2 separate regions of the Homo sapiens genome follow, and region 2 is linked to region 1. Evidence: read pairs that join two places in POLR2A ChIA-PET (ENCODE). Cell type or tissue: PC-9. All regions are shown on one strand. Links, peaks and the distances in the headings refer to the core of each region. The heading gives the core; the rest is flanking DNA.

The links. Peaks named below come from ENCODE experiments on the same cell type or tissue, not always from the same donor. Only the 100,000 strongest peaks of a DNase experiment are listed, where the experiment ranks them.
Region 2: POLR2A ChIA-PET joins it to region 1 with 14 read pairs; 2 of 35 experiments call an interaction of 5 or more read pairs at or near these places.

What each region holds. Positions count from the first base shown.
Region 1 is chr14:51,394,241-51,402,581 of GRCh38, forward strand. It overlaps LINC02310 (long intergenic non-protein coding RNA 2310), which reads right to left and starts at 2,895. Exons shown (of 4, transcript NR_146549.1): 1 at 2,760-2,895. It also overlaps a transcript of FRMD6 not described here. RefSeq lists enhancers at 882-1,382, 1,383-1,883, 1,544-2,743. In PC-9, for the core only: no CTCF peak of the experiment used is centred there; DNase peaks (open chromatin) are centred at 741, 2,111, 2,441 and 4,861; H3K4me3 peaks cover 1,754 bases; H3K27ac peaks cover 5,607 bases.
Region 2 is chr14:51,674,803-51,683,143 of GRCh38, forward strand. The region is part of intron 1 of FRMD6 (FERM domain containing 6); the gene reads left to right. Among named protein-coding and RNA genes, the nearest start is that of FRMD6, 27 kb to the left of the region's middle. In PC-9, for the core only: no CTCF peak of the experiment used is centred there; no DNase peak of the experiment used is centred there; H3K27ac peaks cover 480 bases.

The DNA.
Region 1 (8,341 bases), core at 69-8,068:
ATTGGCCAATTCTGACTCTCAGATCATATGTGTGAATTCTCAGGTCATTTTCAGAGGCTTGGATTATAGGAAGAAAACAAACTGGTGGTGCCTATTCATCAAACCTCCGTTGACACCTCACATTTCTAATAGTCATCCCTTTTGGAAAAATCTGTAATTCTCACGATTTAATGTAATTAACAGCTATTTTCAAATTTCAGAGGTGCCTTGGGTGAATTCCCAGGGTCAATGAATGACACAGCCCCAGAGCCATTTATTGTTAGCTTGGGAGCTATTTGCTTGGCGTGCAAATAATTCCCTGGCTCCTGACTGAAGAGAGGCCAATTTCTCTTTCTCAGGAAGGCCCTCAAGTTCTGTTTATAAATCCTCTTTTGTCATAAAATCCAGACACAGAGAGCCTGCTGTTGCACTCTGGCTACTTCCTGTAGTGAAGTAAAATCAGGGATAGGATGCAGGGACAGTTGATGCAACTGGACGTCTAAGCCCTGCCCACCTAGGACCCCCGGAATCAGGAGTCAATAAGGAAATGAGGAAGAGGCACTGCAGGCTGCAGAGGATGGGACCTCCTGGGATCCTCCTTTCCTGAGGGACATGGGGCTTACACAGGGGCTCTATTGTTCATAAAAAGATGAGGTGCCAGACTCCTGTCCTGAGAAAGAGGAGAAGCCTCTCCCCCTCCCTTGCTTCCTGTACTCTCCCTCTTCTCTAGTCACCTTGGCATTTGAACTTGTTGTTCAGGTCAAGCAAGTTGGTGCAGATGGCAGATTATTTTATCTGACATGTCCAACCTGTGTCAAAAACGTGTCTGTTTGGTCACATAAATGCTGCCTGATGTTGCCCTTCCCCTCATCCCCACCTCCTACTGTTCCCAAAGCCCTGGCTTTATTTTCTCTTGAAGAATAGCTGGATCAAAGTTATTACCTCTGATTTAAACCCATCCATAGGATGGCAAAACACTAAAAATGAAATCCCAACTCTTCTGCTAATTTGCCATGACCTGTGTGAGTAGTCTGACCTCGCTAAGCCTTAATATTCTTCCCTTTGTAAAATCATCTCTGAGTTCCCTTCTGACTCTCTGTGACTCTAATAAGAAAGGAACAAAAAATCTCACTACTGCCCAGCAAGCTGAAGGGCTTGTGAGAGCGAGCCACGCTGTCTTTGACTCTGAGGGGCACTGCTGGGCTGCCTCCTTCCACCTCTTAGGGTGGGTGAGGAGGCAGAGGCACTGCATGCCATGTGCTCCCAGCCTCCCTCCCAGAGAATCCCCTGTGGGACAAGTCTGGGCTTCACCCTGAGTGCTCCTGAAAGCAGGTCAGAGCCTGAGAGTGCAGGCGGGTGCGAGGGAGGGGAGGCTCCACACATTTGTTTTTGATCCTCAGAACACGCCAGATGGACTTAGGATAACTTGGGATCTGTAAGTGAACATTCTTGTCAGGAGGCCAAAAAGGACAGCGCCAGGCCCTTCTGGGCTACATTGTGCCTAAGGGTGATGCTCCCTCTCCCAGGCTCGGAGGCCGAGGGCCTGCTCTTTGTTGCGAGGGGAGGCAGCTGTGGTGCAGAAAGCTACAGTGTTTGTATTTCCTACTTTTGTTTCTAGCTCTTAGGCACCTTGGCTAGCAAAGAATCCATCCAATCTCCCCTTCCTTCTTTCCCTTCCTTCCTGCCTTTTCTCTTTCTCTCTTCCAAAAAGGCATGTATTTTCTCTTTTCAAAGCCATAACAAAAAGGGATTTATTTTCTCTTTTCAAAGCCGTAACAAAAATGTTTATTGTTGTTTCTAAATAAAAGGGTGAAACCACAGTGAAAAAATGTAGTTCCTGCTTCATATAACATCCTTTCTCCAAAATAGTGATCTGTCTCACACTCCAAGACCCAGTAACTTTTGTTAGGTCGTCAACAACTGTTTAATACACATTATTCAGAAAGCCTGGGAAGATAAAGATTTTCATGTTATAGATTTTCCCATATACTTGAGAAATACATTCCACGGCCTAGAAATTTGTTAAGCATGTATGTGCAGTCACAAATGTACTACTAGTTTGTAAATAACACGAATATTTGTTCATGGAGGTGGAAGGGATATTTCACATGATTCATAACCATCTGGTTATAGAGCAGGAAATGAGGTGTTTGGCAAATATTCTGGGTTTTTTTTTTTTGCCAGCGAATTATTTTTTTCCCCAAAGAAGTTAAACATGTGCTCCATGGCCTACGACCTGCAAGAGGTCTTGTACTGTTTATCGTGATAATCTGTGGGCTCCTGGTGCCTGTGCTGCCACGGAGCTGTACAGCCACGGAACGCAGCTGCCTGAAGTTAATGATTCAGGAGTCACCATCTGTGCTGAGTTCTGTCTCTTTGGCACATACCACACAGACACGTCCAGAGGTGAAGGCAGTACTTACACTCACAGATTAACATTCCTGCTCATCGGAACAACTTTCCAAGGAGAAGGCCCAGTTTTCTGAATATTAAAACTTTAGGTGAGTCATTAGAATCTCATGTTTGGGGAGTCTGTAGGCCAAATTAGTCAGCCAGACAGTGTGACAAGCTGGACATGAATATATGTAACTGGACGAGCTACAGGGGCCTTACTAATCAATTAGCCAGAACAACCTCCTTTTTTATATGTGGATCCAATTTTCCAGTTCAGTTTTGCAGAAGGGGCTATTCTGTATCCCTGTGGTTAGGGCTAAATGTTAAGGCACACCATGCGAGGGGCAGGGAGGATTTATCCCTTGCTATAAGTGTTCTTAACTTACCCTGTGTGAATTCTCTCCTAGAAGTGGGTAGGTTGGGGTCCTGGAGACCTGGGCAGGGAAGATCTGTTCCTTGAGTTTGGTCAGTGAGGAGCAGAGAAGGATCTCAGAGGTGGTATCTGATCTGCAAGAGGAGACTGGAACATAGATCCACGCTGCCTGCCTAGTGAGCTGTCATCATAGAAGACTTGGGCAGAGAGGCTGAGTCTATATATATACATCAGGAAGGAAACTGAGGCAGAAAGAGAGCATTCCAAACAGAGGCCAGGACGCATGCCCAGTCTGGAGGGAGTGCTCCTTCACAGGGCACAGCTGCAAGCCCTTTACATAAGGTATTTGTGGCTTCTGCCATAGGTGGAGAAGAAAAGGTTAAGATCAATAAGTTTGCTCAGACACCTTCCCTTTGACACCACACTATGGTAGGCAGGTACATACCTAGAGCTTGAGACAAGAGATGTGAAGTTTTCAGAGATTTGGAAACACTTGCAAAGTATATGTGTGTGTGAGTAGCAAAGATGATTTGTGGGAGAGAAAAACAACTTTTACCTACTAATCTTTTTTGCTTTTCTTCAAAAGTTAGGGGCATAAGTGTGTTGTACTTTGTACCTGCTTTGTTAATAAATTGGTTGTGTTTGATACAAAGGTTGAACACCTGTAATCTCAAACTCCAAAATCTAAAATCCTCCAAAATCTGAATGTTTTGAGCACTGACATCGCGCCACATGTAGAAAATTCCACACCTCACCTCGTGTGATGAGTTGCGGTCAAAACACAGTCAAAAGTTTGTTTCGTGCTTAAGATTATTTAAAATATTGTATAAAATTATCTTTAGGCAATGTTTATAAGGTGTATATGAAACATAAATGAATTTTTTGTTCAGACTTAGGTCCCATCCCTGATATATCTCAAGGTATATAGTCAAATATTCGAAAACCCAAAAGTATCCAAAATCTGAAACACTTCTGGTCCCAAGCATTTCAGATAACGGGTATTCAACTTGAATTTAAAAGTGTGAAGTCCTTGAAAAAAAGTTTAGAAACATAGACAACAATTTTTTTGGTCTCTAGAACCAAAAGGGGGAAATGTCTTAGGAGAAAGTTGTTATACATATTTACTTGGATATACAAAAAAATTATAAAAGTGAAGATTTTCCTCTCAGCATTAGAGCTGGTTAAGTGCATATTTTGAAACTAGTCATTTAATGCTTTGGTCTATTTCCTTGCTTCTGACATAGAGATATTGGTACTTAGGTTTAAATTACAAGGGCCGTTCTGAGAATCACTGCACCTCCCCACCCACGATCCCCTCCCGTGAACACATAGAGGAGGCTGTATTCATTTCGGTGCACATGTTCCCAAGGTAGAAGTCATGGTCTTCAGACAAGGCAAAGCCAATTTTCTTTAGCTCTATTCTTGGTGGTAAAATGCTCTTAGCAACTTACTCAAGAACAATAGCTATGCAATTTTTCAAAGAACTTTCTCTCATCATCTATATAAGAAAAATATGTCATTGTCACAAACAATGTTAATTAAATAGCCAATATTTATAAGCTGAGCAAATTGCATTTTTTTTTTGCATATTTCACCATCTCACTAGAAATTCTTAGATTATGAAAAGTACACTAATAAGAAGTCTCTAACAACCAGGCTTTTGGAACAAAGAAATAATGATAAACCTAATTTCCTACTTTCATTCAAAAAATTACACCCTGATATGCTAATAATCCTCTCTGAAGACAGCAGGTAAACTAGAAAATTGGGAAAAAGAGTCTCAACCAGGGACAATAGATTCCATAATTTTTTCACTGGTCTCCAGGTTTTCCCGACTCCAAATTATCCTATCCACCATCACCAAAGAGAGTGCCCCAAACCTAGATCTGCTCACTCCTTGGCTCAAAACATGTCAGCAGATTGCCAGTGTGTACAGAATAAAGCCCAACCTCCCTGGAATGGCCTCTAAGTCTCTCCAGGATCGGGCCCTAGCCTGATGCTCCAGTTCTGTTTCCCACACACTTACTGTCCCCACCCCACATCGGCACACCCTAAACTCAGCAAACTGCTCACTGCTCCTAGCCAAGCCCTTTTCCTGTGTGTCTACCATTGCTCATGAGCTTTCTTCTGTTGATACCCTGGCCCCAGCTCTGCTCTTGGAAACCTTACCCTTTCGTCATTCCCTGAGTCAGAATTTACCACTCCCTCTTCTGCCTTCCTTAAACATTGCATTCAGCAGGTCTTCCTTCTCCTCCCCGTCTATCTTTATGCATGTCTCACACTTGTCTGCCAGGCTACTGCATTAAGGGACTATTTGTAGTTAATGGTTCACCCATCACAGTTACTTGAAAATATTAAGGGCTCAATAAATATTAAATCTACTACTTTCCTCTCTAGTAGACATTAGCCACCATCTGAATGTGCCCCATTTTTCGGTAGATACATGAGTGCCTAGTAAAACCTCATTAATCTAGATTAAATTTGGGATATATCATCTGAGTTAGAAAAATATCTGACTATTAGAATATTGTTTCCAAAATATAACTTTATTACTTTTGAGTGCCTGCAGTTATGAGAATTAGGCTGAAAAGTGTTGTTCTTCATTGAATTGATGGATTTGAAATTATTATATCACAATAGGCTTAGCAGTACCTCCTCTGTGCTTCAAATTTAGTTAAATTATTGATACATAAGTGGGTGCTTCCAAAGTGTTTCTCTCTATCTAAGAGAGCTGTTTTCTCAGTATTTTTATTCTGGTTATATTTATATTATTGATTGACTCTCATAGAATAAACTTTAGACCAGCTCTTGTCAAAAGTAGTGAAATCATTGAATTGACTTAAGTAGAAATAAGAGGTTTTGTTAGATAAGGCAAATACAGGCGAATAAGAAAGTGAGAATTTTTGAATTTATTTTTTCTTTTATGCTTCAATGTGCAGAGAATGTTGTTTTTTTTTTTAGTTAGCAAATATTCCTTTTTTAAAAAAAGTTTTATTTTTAATTGGCAAAAAATAATTGTATATATATATGGGCACAATGGAATGTTTCAATACATGCATACATTGTGGAATGATCAAATCAGGCTAATAAACACAGTCATCATCTCAAATATCTATCATTTCTTTGTGGTAAGAACATTTAAAGTCCTCTCTTTTAGCTATTTTGAATGTAAAATGTATTATTATTAACTTTAGTCACCATGCCATGCAATAAGTCACCAGAACGTATTCCTTCTGTTTCTGTCTAACTGAAACTGGTGCCCTTTGACCAATGTCTTTCCTTCCCCATCTACCGCTCTACTCCCAGCCTCTGGGAACCATTCTACTCTCTACTTCTACTTTTTTTAGATTCCACATGCAAGTGAGGTCATATGGTAACTGTTTCTCCATGCCTGGCTTATTTCACTTGGCATAATGTCCTCTAGGTTCATTCATGTTCATACAAATCACAGAGTCTCCTGCATCATTACTATTTTCTCCCCTAATATTTTACTCTTGTCCATTATCACCTAATTAATCAGTATTTTTATTTTTTGGCAACTCAACTTTATCCAGTCTTTCTAAAAATTTCAATCTGTTTTTTGGAGAAATAAAAATCTCTCTTTTGTAATTCCATTGGTGTATATACTATTTAATAAAATTATATAATTACAATAAAAAACTATAACAGCATAAACAGGTTTGGGAACAAACACACCTGATTCTTGGTGAGCATGGAACTCAACTACTGGGAATAAACATGTGTGGGTTAATGAAAGACAGCCTACAGGCTGTGAGCACTCAGCATGCTGGGGCATTAGACAAAAGTTTATTATGTAAAGAATGGAGAGTTATGGCTAATCCAGAGGGCTATTTAGGTTTTAAAGAGCCCTTCTACTACACAGTAATTTATTTAGCCAATTTCCTAGGTTGAACATCTTAACAGTTTTTCTCCCACTCACTGTTGAAAGTAATGCAGCATTAAATATCTATGCAGATAATTCTTCAGCCACTTCCATAATTATTCCTAGAATTGGAACTACTGGGTAAAATTATATACATTTTGAAGACTTTAAATAGCACTTTCAAATTTTTCTTCAGAAAGGTTTTCCTGAATTTTTAAGTATTTTAAAACACAATTTAAAATAATGAGAAACCTTTTAATAGGCAGTCTAATTAAGCAACCAACTCCATTTTTCTGCATGTGGTAGGAATTTAAGTCTGATCCCTTTATCCTAAAACAATGACTTCACCTCTTCCAAGACATGGCAGAAAAACACCTTCCTTTTGTTTTCTGTGGCAATAGCAACAGTTCCATGGATGGAATTTATTTTTCATCCAGTAATTCAACCCATTTTGTTTTAGGATGTGGCTAGGAAAAACTGAGCCAAATATGCAAGATTAAGGCAACTTGATTTTTATGCTGTGTGTACAGTTCTGCTTTGGGTTTGGCGGACACAAACAGTTTCCATGGTTTGGGAGTTTTTGTTGTAGCAACAAGTTCCTTGGGCAGCAGTCTGAAATGCAAGGTCCCTCTGCAAGGAACATTTTGAACTCTGAGAGTAAAAGGATCAGATCAGGTGATATCTTGGATGGGTTCTCTGGAATGCCCATCCTAACCCAAGCTCAGGCCAAAAGTAAAACAGTCTTCAATTTCTCTGAAGACTTTTTCCATTGTTTGGAACTTCCCCGTAGGAGTATTCAACTTGCTAATGTCAACAGGGCTCGAATGGGACGCTGACAGAGGCACGTGACTGAGACTAATATGAAATCACTATACTGTGATGAATTTAAAGAAACTGCTCTTCCCTGACCTCCTACCCATGTATTTGGGAAGAACAGGGGGTGCCCAAGACAGCCAGACTTGTTCATCCCAAGAGTGTCTGTCAGGGGAGATCATGGCACATGAGGATTGAGAATAGATGTTGGAAAACAGGCCGTGGAGGGAGTGCTGAAGATAAGGTTGAAACACTTGGCCCAGCCAGGCCTCCTATCACAAGAGCTGGACAAACAGCCAGAGCCAAGGAACTGGGCCAAAACGAGGGAATCTGAGTAACCAGGAAAGCTGGTAGGCCAGTAATATGAGGTCTGGGCAAATTCAGTGGAGACTAGATAACACTGTCCCTGGGATTTTTGATATACTATTGGCAGATATCTGTGTGGATAAATTCTGTTCATATAAAAAGGCTGGGATAAAAAGAATCATTATGGCCTTGAAGAGAATGCCTGCAAATGGCAGTAGGAAGGTTGGGGAGTTTATTTGAACTCCAGGTTTTAAAAGAGATGTGAGAGAACAAGAAGGTCAGAGAGACTATCTCTGGCCAGGCAGCTATTTCACAAACCTTTATTATATGGTTTGGCTCTGTGTCCCCACCCAAATCTCATTCCCACGTGTTGTAGAGAGACCCAGTGGGAGATGATTGAATCATGGGGGAGGGTCTTTCCCTTGCTGTTCTCATGATAGTGAGTGGGCCTCACAAGATCTGAAGGTTTTAAAAACGGGAGTTTCCCTGCAAAAGCCCTCTCTTTGCCTGCTGCCATCCACGTAAGATATGACTTGCTCCTCCTTGCCTTCTGCTATGATTGTGAGGCTTCCCCAGCCATGTGGAACTGTAAG
Region 2 (8,341 bases), core at 90-8,089, 280 kb after region 1:
GGACGCACGAACCGAACAACCAGATGATCCAGTAAATAGGTAGGTCAAATGGAGGTGACTGGACTGGGCTCTTCAGTTACTCATTCCTGGATTTTGTTGACTTCACACACCAGAGAGACCAGAGAGGTTCACTGTTAAGTGGCTTTATTTCTGTTTCTTTTAGAATAGATGGATAATAATTGAATTGACCTTGGTTTGTATATTATTTCAAAACTCTAGTTGAGAAGAGTTACAGAAATAATGCCTGTGAATTGGCATATGGGAAATAGAATGTTGCTAGATAGGTAAGTACCACTGAAAATGAGATTCCACACTTGGTGTAACTGGCAGATTCATGGTAGTTATCTTCTAGAAGTAAGCTAAGAGAATGAAACACTGGGTGACAGTAGCAGAGGCCGGCTTCTGATTGAAGATTCCCCTGGGAGAAGCATGAAGGATACAGCCATCCCTAGCTCCCAGTTATGTTCCTGACAGCTACCTTAGCAGTCTTGGATCCATGTTTCTATGGAATAACAGAAGGCACCTTGGTCTCCTTAGAGCACGTTGGCTAAAGATTTGATGACTCCACAGGGGAACTGTAGATCTCTGATTAATGGAAGGCTTTGTTAGGATAGAAGTGTCTTTTAATGTGTTGGAGACAGAATCTGTACATGAAAATGACAATGGTAAATATGTTGTGAAACTATAATAAAGCCATATATAAAAGAAACATTTTTATCATTTCTCTTAAGGGCTTTTAAAACTGTATAATGTTTTGTCTTTTTAAGTTTATTTAGCAACTTGTCTCCAGCTTGTGTAATCACTGCAAAATCCCCCAAGGGGGTGTTAAACAAGGACTTTTGTAGCAGTAGAAAGTCTTGTTCGATTTTCCAGATGAATTTTTTAATTTGAAGTCTGTAGGTTGTGCTTTTGATCTTCTTTACTTTAAAGAGTACCTGGCCTTGGAGCCTCACTTTGCATCATTCTGCACATGTACAATGTGTGTGTGTGTCTCTGTGGGTGTCCCCACAGCAAATGCTGCTGCTTTGAGTGTGTCTAGGTAACAACATAATCTTATCCCCATAATTTATGTAGGGTAAAAATTAAATCTAGAATCTCCAAAGCCCTTTTCTGGTTTCATAAAATTTTTCACATATAATGAAAGGTATCAAGGTAAAAGGCAGGTTTTATTAGCATTTGGGTATGTTTAATTTAGTAAATTATTTTAGCACGTTTCTTAACTTTCCGTTTAAAAATATAAAATATGAACTTTCTGAAAAGATACTAGATTAAGCTAAATTGTTTTTTACCCATGGGAGTTTTGGAATATAATTTAGGAAGAAAAATCCCATTAAGGAAAAGCACACCACGGTCCTACAGCTGACTGTCATCTTGGCCAGCACATTCTCTCAAAGTGCCAGTTTCTTAACCTGTAAACTTAAAAGGTTGGATGAAGTCATCTCTAAAATCTGATACAGTGATAAATTTTTCATTTGATTGCACTTTGTTACATTTGTTTCCAGTTAGGAATAGATAGAAACTCAGAAATTATTTTATACCTGTCACTAAATTATAAAAATTACAAGAATTCATTAACAATACTAGGAGCTCTAAGGCTTTTCTTAGTTTCAGATCCCTGGAAACAAACTGTGTAGTAAGTGAAATAACATTTTTTAAGTATGTGGTACATGGTGGTTACATGGTAGTTAAACTCTGCATAGGATCCGTAATGGATTCATCTTTTGTGAAATGTAGCAGGCAGTTATAGCAGCATTTCATACTTGTCCTGCCTTATGTATCTTTTTAAAGTTTAATTATCAGTATGTGATTATTCACAGCATTTTCAACCTCAGTACTTCTGATGTGCTTTACAGAATTGTGAAATATACACATAGAAGAGTGTTTGTAATGTCTGTACATTTTAAACAATAATAGTGATGAAAGAACACCATTGTATTCACTACCAAGTTATGAAAAAAATTTCTGTAGAACCTTTGAAGTTCTCTGCTGCTTTCTGAATATGTCATCCTACCTCCAGCCTCCCCCACATTACAATTTTGAAGTTAATCATACCTTTGCCTTTCTTTAGTTTTATCACACATATATATGTATCCCTAAATGAATCATTCATTAGTTTTGCTTATTTTTGAACTTTCTTTTTTTCTTTTTGAACCTGACATGTGAACATAAGAACCTTCTATTTGTAATCTGTCATATGTATTCTTCTGTTACTTGCTTTTTTCCTTAATGTTGTTTTTTGAGATTCGCACTTGTTAATGTGTAGCTGTAGTTCATGATTTTTCACTGCTTAATTGTTTTAATGTACCATATTTTATTTAGTCTGTTGTCAGTGGGCCTTTGCGTTTCTAGCTTGTACATTTCCTTGTTGTTAGGAGCCATGTAATGACATAGAAAATCCTTTTGCAATGTTACCAGAAAGCTAGCAACTTCTCAAATATTTAGTTCAATCTTTGTTAGGGGCATTATGCTCTCTTTGGGAAGAAGTATTTCAGGGGAAAATAAGTAAAGTTAATGTTAAGATTCATATATTGCTACTAGATAATGAGAATTTCACAGCAAAGTCATTATCTAGAAAACTGCAGTTCCTGTGTCAGAGGGAATTGAGTGCAAGTCCCATGAATGAGGGAATCAAAGATTTCATTGTGGAAATTAGAAGCAGATGCTTCTAAGTTGGAGGATTTTCCCTGAGAACAGCACTTTTTGTTGGCGATGTCATGCTAGAAATTCATCTTGGTTGAAAGGAATTTTTGTGCCTGGTTGCTAAACCTGATATGACTTTTGAATACAGATGGCTGTGAAAGTAGTTTCTGTGGTTTAAAATTCATGAATTTTACCATTGCCTTTGTTCTTGTTGGTTGCCTATCTAACATCTTCTCTTATCCCCCAGCTTCCCATAGGTACCCAAATTTTGGTTTTAATGTCCGTGTACTTCAGGGGAAGTTAACACACCGCCAGATCTAGATGTGGGCCCTAGGTGGCTTAGGCTAGTTCAACTATTCCCTGCCCCTGTTCAGTGCTGAAGGACTTGTGAACTCTCCAGTCAGGTAGAGATTCAGTATTCTTGTTTCCTTCTACATTCTGGTTGATTTGGCCACTCTGAGAGATGCCAGCCTTAAGATGGAGCTGATTTCAGGGTGCCAGGAGAAACTAGGTTCTGTGTATGACAATGTGAGCCACCACATCAAACCACCTGTGGGGCCACCCATTTCACTTTAGGCTCCAAGTCACTCTATTTATAAATTTCGCTTATTTAACTAGTCCTGTTGTTTACTAATAGTTAACACTTATCTAGTGCTTACCATATGCCTTATAATACCCTATAAAGTATGTACTGTTATAATTTCCATTTTATAGATACGGAAGCTGAGATAGAGAGGTGAAGAGACTTTGTCAAAGGTCATACAGTTAGTATTAATAAATAGCTGGCTAAGAGTCAGACCCAGGCAGTTTGGCTTCAGAGTCCAGATTTGAGTTGGATATTTTTGGTACTTGCAACTTAGTGCGTCCCAAACAGTGTGTCTCCTTATGTGTTTGCTTTCACATAAGTTGGCTTAACCTGACACACATGGAGACTTTTGCAGAAATTATTTTGTGGACAGTGTTGGAGGATCGTATTCTCACATTATGTCCACTAAATTTGGAGACAAGAAGAAATGTACACATTTCCTCTATAACTAATATGCAGAAAATATTCAAGAAGCTCTGACCAACGCTGACTCCCATTGTGGGGGAAAAGTGTGTCGTAAAGGAACATAATTTTTAACTTAATTGCTAGGGATTCATTCACATTTCTGGTAAGTCTAAATAGTGTATTTAACAAGTCCTACTGGATACCTATACAGAGCCAGTACTACCCTGGGCATTAGTGACATAAGGATGCTGACAGCCTACCCTTGAGGAGACTCCAGTCCTCCATGGGGAGCAGGAGAAAAACTGCTGAGTTGCCTAGGAACGTGGAGGCATGCTTCACAGACCAGCATCTTGAGTTTCCAGGGAGAATGAAGATATTTTGTGATTTCATTATGTTCTTTTGGAGTGGGTGGGTGGGTGGGATAATATGCAAGGGATAATATTGTAGGCAGAGGGAACAGCATGGTCAAAAGCATAGAAGTATGAAAGCAAGACTTGTTCAGGGATCCGTGAGGAAAAGAACTGCAGTAATTCAGAACATGAATTGGAAAATACTCACACTGAGGAGGAATGGGACCCGATGGTGAAGGATTACTGTGCTTTAGTGTTAGGTGTTGTCCTGTGGATGTGCTGAACTGTTAAAGAATGTGAGCAATGGTGTGATATGTATGATCAGATATGCAATTTAAGAGGTCACCCTGGCAGCATTGTGGGGGATGGCTTTAAGGAATGAGACAAGACAGAGAACATTTAAAAATTTAGGTGAGAACACAGTGAGGTTGTATAGTAGAGAAGAAAGCTGTTAAAAAGGCTAGACAAAAGGAAGGATTTTTTTTTCTTACTAAGATTATATAAAAATATACACACGTGTATAGATGTATATATTTGCTATATATAATGCATACTATATATGTATGATGCATATTATATATAATATATATTATGCATATATATAATGCATATGTAGCATATAGAGAGAGAGAACAAATAATACAGAGAGAGCAAATAATTTTCCCAACCTTTCAGTCATTGAGGATCACTTTCATTTGTCGTTTCCCCCACCTTCCTTAGGCTTAATGTTTGGAAAGATTGTCTGTCAAAACAAATTAAGTCATTTGTTTTCTTTTTTTTTTTTTTTTTTGCTTTGGCATGTAAAGCTAAGTGTGCTATCAAAATAAGTGCCTGAAAATAATACTAATATTACTTAAGTGAAAGATCTTTTAATTTCCCTTGAGATATTATTGTGGGAAAATATGCCATTTCTATCAGGCTTTTTGAGATATTTGAAGATCCCCATCACTTCTTTTATGGGCTTCATTGTAATAGTTGATTAACAGAATTATGCTTATTACTGTTCAGTTTAGGAAGGATATACCAGACCTGTGCTTTGGAGAAATATGTTTTTAATCTCTAATGTAAGACAAGTGATAATTTCATTTTCCCAAGTACCTATTGTCATTAGCCTTTGCTTTGCCTCTGTAATCAAATAAATAGCGTGAGTATGGTGGTAGCAGAAAATAATGCCAAAGAAGAAGGGGGAAGGGTTGAGTCCAAACAGCACAGGGTGCAAAACCTCGGTTAAAGCTAGAGAAGGCGATTCATTGGTTGAGTTAACAAAGAACAAAACTTTGAAAAACAGTCCGTGGTGTACTATGCTGTGTGCCATCCAAGTGAATCTTGTTGGAAGCCTCTCAGGCTTTCCAACTGAAGAAAAGCCTTATATTTCAGGAGAAGGCTCTGTAACCAGGCTTCTCATCTGTTCAGTCTGAGTTTGCATGGGGCAGCAGCACAGGCCCAGGCCTCTCCACTAGGGCCCTTATCTGTATTACTTCCCACCCTTGCAATTCTTTCTTCTCCCCATACATGCTGTTAACCTCCCTTCATGGAATCTTTCCTGAATGCCATGCTCCTCCCAGTTCTCAGCCTTTTCTCAAATCCCACAGCCTTCATTTTACTGTACAGTTTAGCATTTAATTTAAGATGTAGTTGCATTACTTCCTATTGTTTCTACGCTATTAATTTTGACTCTTGAAAGAGTATAAACTGTCTAAGGGCTAAAATTTAGAAATGGTGTTGAGAGACAAATATGTATGAACTACACTTTAACAAGTGCTAGAGTTCTCAAATACCAGTTGGTTTATGCTTATTCATTGACTAACAGAATACTTATGATCTTTTTCTTGCTTTTTTTTTCTCTTTGATTTAGCAGCTTTCTTTATTCCTGCTAGTCCTATTCTAAAATTATATAGTGAAAGGGTAATTTTTGGCTATAGTGGGTATTTGTGATTTAGGGGATGATGTGCTCAATAAACGTTTATTATTATTGATGTTATTTTTTTATATACTATGATTTACTAATCTGTTCCTGTCTTTTCCCTATTTAGATTTTTCTCATTTTTTACTTTGATAAATAACACTTTAGTGAGTACTTTTGTTCAGAAATGTTGAATGCTTTGTTTGAATTATTTCTTATCCATTCGCTGCAAGTGGGATTATTGGGTGAAAAGGTATGAACATCTCTATGACTCTTACTACAAAAAAAGCCAAATTGGTTGCAGTGATTTATAATGCTAACCACAGCTTATGATTCGATTTCACTAATTTTTCTCTTTATTGCAATAGAAAGTTCTTTGCTGGTCTTTTTATATTCTCCCTTTTCTATAGCTGAGTACTACCCACATAATGTTTTTCGTTAGAGTATGATGAGCATTACTTGGCACCAATGCAAGTCCACTTTAATTGGAAGGTTCTTTTTTTGTTCCTAACCCCGAGGTTAACCTCATTGGTTAAATACAGAAGTTAAATAATCTGTTAGCTGCCAACAGGAGAAAAACACCATTTATTTAGATTTCAAGATATGATAAAATAGCATAGATAGTGACCACTACATGTTTGCAAACAACAGTGCTTCCACTTGCTTTCCATGATATGAAGCCAGTTATGTTTCTTGCTAGTAAATACAGTAACACATACTGTATATCAAGCTCTGTTCAAAGTGCTTCACATATGAGTAACCCGTTTAATAAACTTCACATGAATCTCAATTCAAAGGTGAGCAAAATTGATCAAAGAAGTACAGAGACTTGCCCAAGGGTACCCAGGTGGGAAGTGTCTGAGCTTGGGTTCAAACCCAAGCTGTTTGGCTCCAGAGTCCAAGCTCTTAACAGCCTATTATGCTGCCTACTGCCATACAGTATTTCCTCTTTCAAAACTTAGCCTTTCTGTTGATTCAACAACTAGCCTGCATTTCAAGTGACATACACAGCCACTTACAATTGTATAGTATAATAATGTTACAGTCAGATTACAGTTTCTTAGCTTGCATTTGGTAATTAGCTTAATGGTTTTCCCCTTACCAAATTTATAAAATATGCTTCAAATTAAAGCTATTTTTACTAAAATTGCTATGATTACACTGTTTACTGATCAATTTTCAAATTACATATCAACCATGCTTTCCAGTTATTTTGTTTGCAGTAAAAGCATTTTTTTACAGCTACTCTAATTTGTTACAAATGTACAATACAATAAAAGCATATTCTGCGTGATTCTGTAAAACACATTGTGGTCTTTAATAAGAGGACTATTCACCCACACATTAGTATGCAAGATGAGATATTCCTTTGTTGCTGAAAATTACTGTTATTAATTGCCCAATATGCTTTGTTTGCCTTAAATGAATTTTGCATTATTTCCATAAATTATTTACTGTGTTAGTGATTTATTTTGAATTATTTTCTACTTATATATTCCCTGTAAGTGGGATTATTGGGTGAAATAATAATTTACTATTATTTTAACCCAACCACCTAAATTTTTCAGCTACTCAGATTTTATCCCCCATCTTCTTGGTCTTCTCTGCTTATGGTGAATAGTGACTATTCTCCTTTTTTTGGATTGGAGAGAAACTTTAAAACTTAGAGCAGTTTTTTGTTTTTTTTTTTAAGTAAAGTAAATATCAATGTTGGTATAGCCAGAGATAGGAAACAGTGAATTAATGAATGAATGTATCAAGCAGTCAGTCAGCTTCTTGTTTGGATTATCTGTATTAGAGAGGACTTACTCTGTTGCAAGTGGCAGAATTAACATAATTAGCTTAAGATAACTTGCTGGCTCACTATATGAGAATTTCTATGGATGGTTTCTGGCTTCAGATAGCTAGATGCAGCAGTTCAAATGATGCAATCAGGATTCTTTCTGAGCTTCTCTTTCCTCTGTGATGATGTCCTTCTCAGGAGATTTCTTACCATGTGGCATCAAAGATGATTGCCAGCAACTCCAGGCTCATATTATTTTCACAAAGAGCAATACAAAAAGAAGAGCAGCTCTCTCCTTCCCAGCGTTTATATCACAAATTTCATGGAGGAATTCTGGTTTTGCTTGGGTTACATGTTCAGCATTTAGACCAAGCACTGTGGTTGGAGAATGAACCCTGTTTGGCCAGCTGTGAGTTACATCCCTCTCCTACATCACCCCCATCAGCCAGGGTGGGGACAACACACTGTGATCAATAGCCCCACTGGAAAGATGGTGCCAGGCAGACTAAAACAGATGTCCTCTACCTTCCATTCTTTGGTCAGCCAGCACACATTTCAACCCATACACCCATACGCACTGTCTTTCAGTACATAAAATTTCAAAGGAGTAACCACTTAATATAATGCCACTTTTCCATTTACAACCAACAATACGCTTAACTTCCCTACCCAAA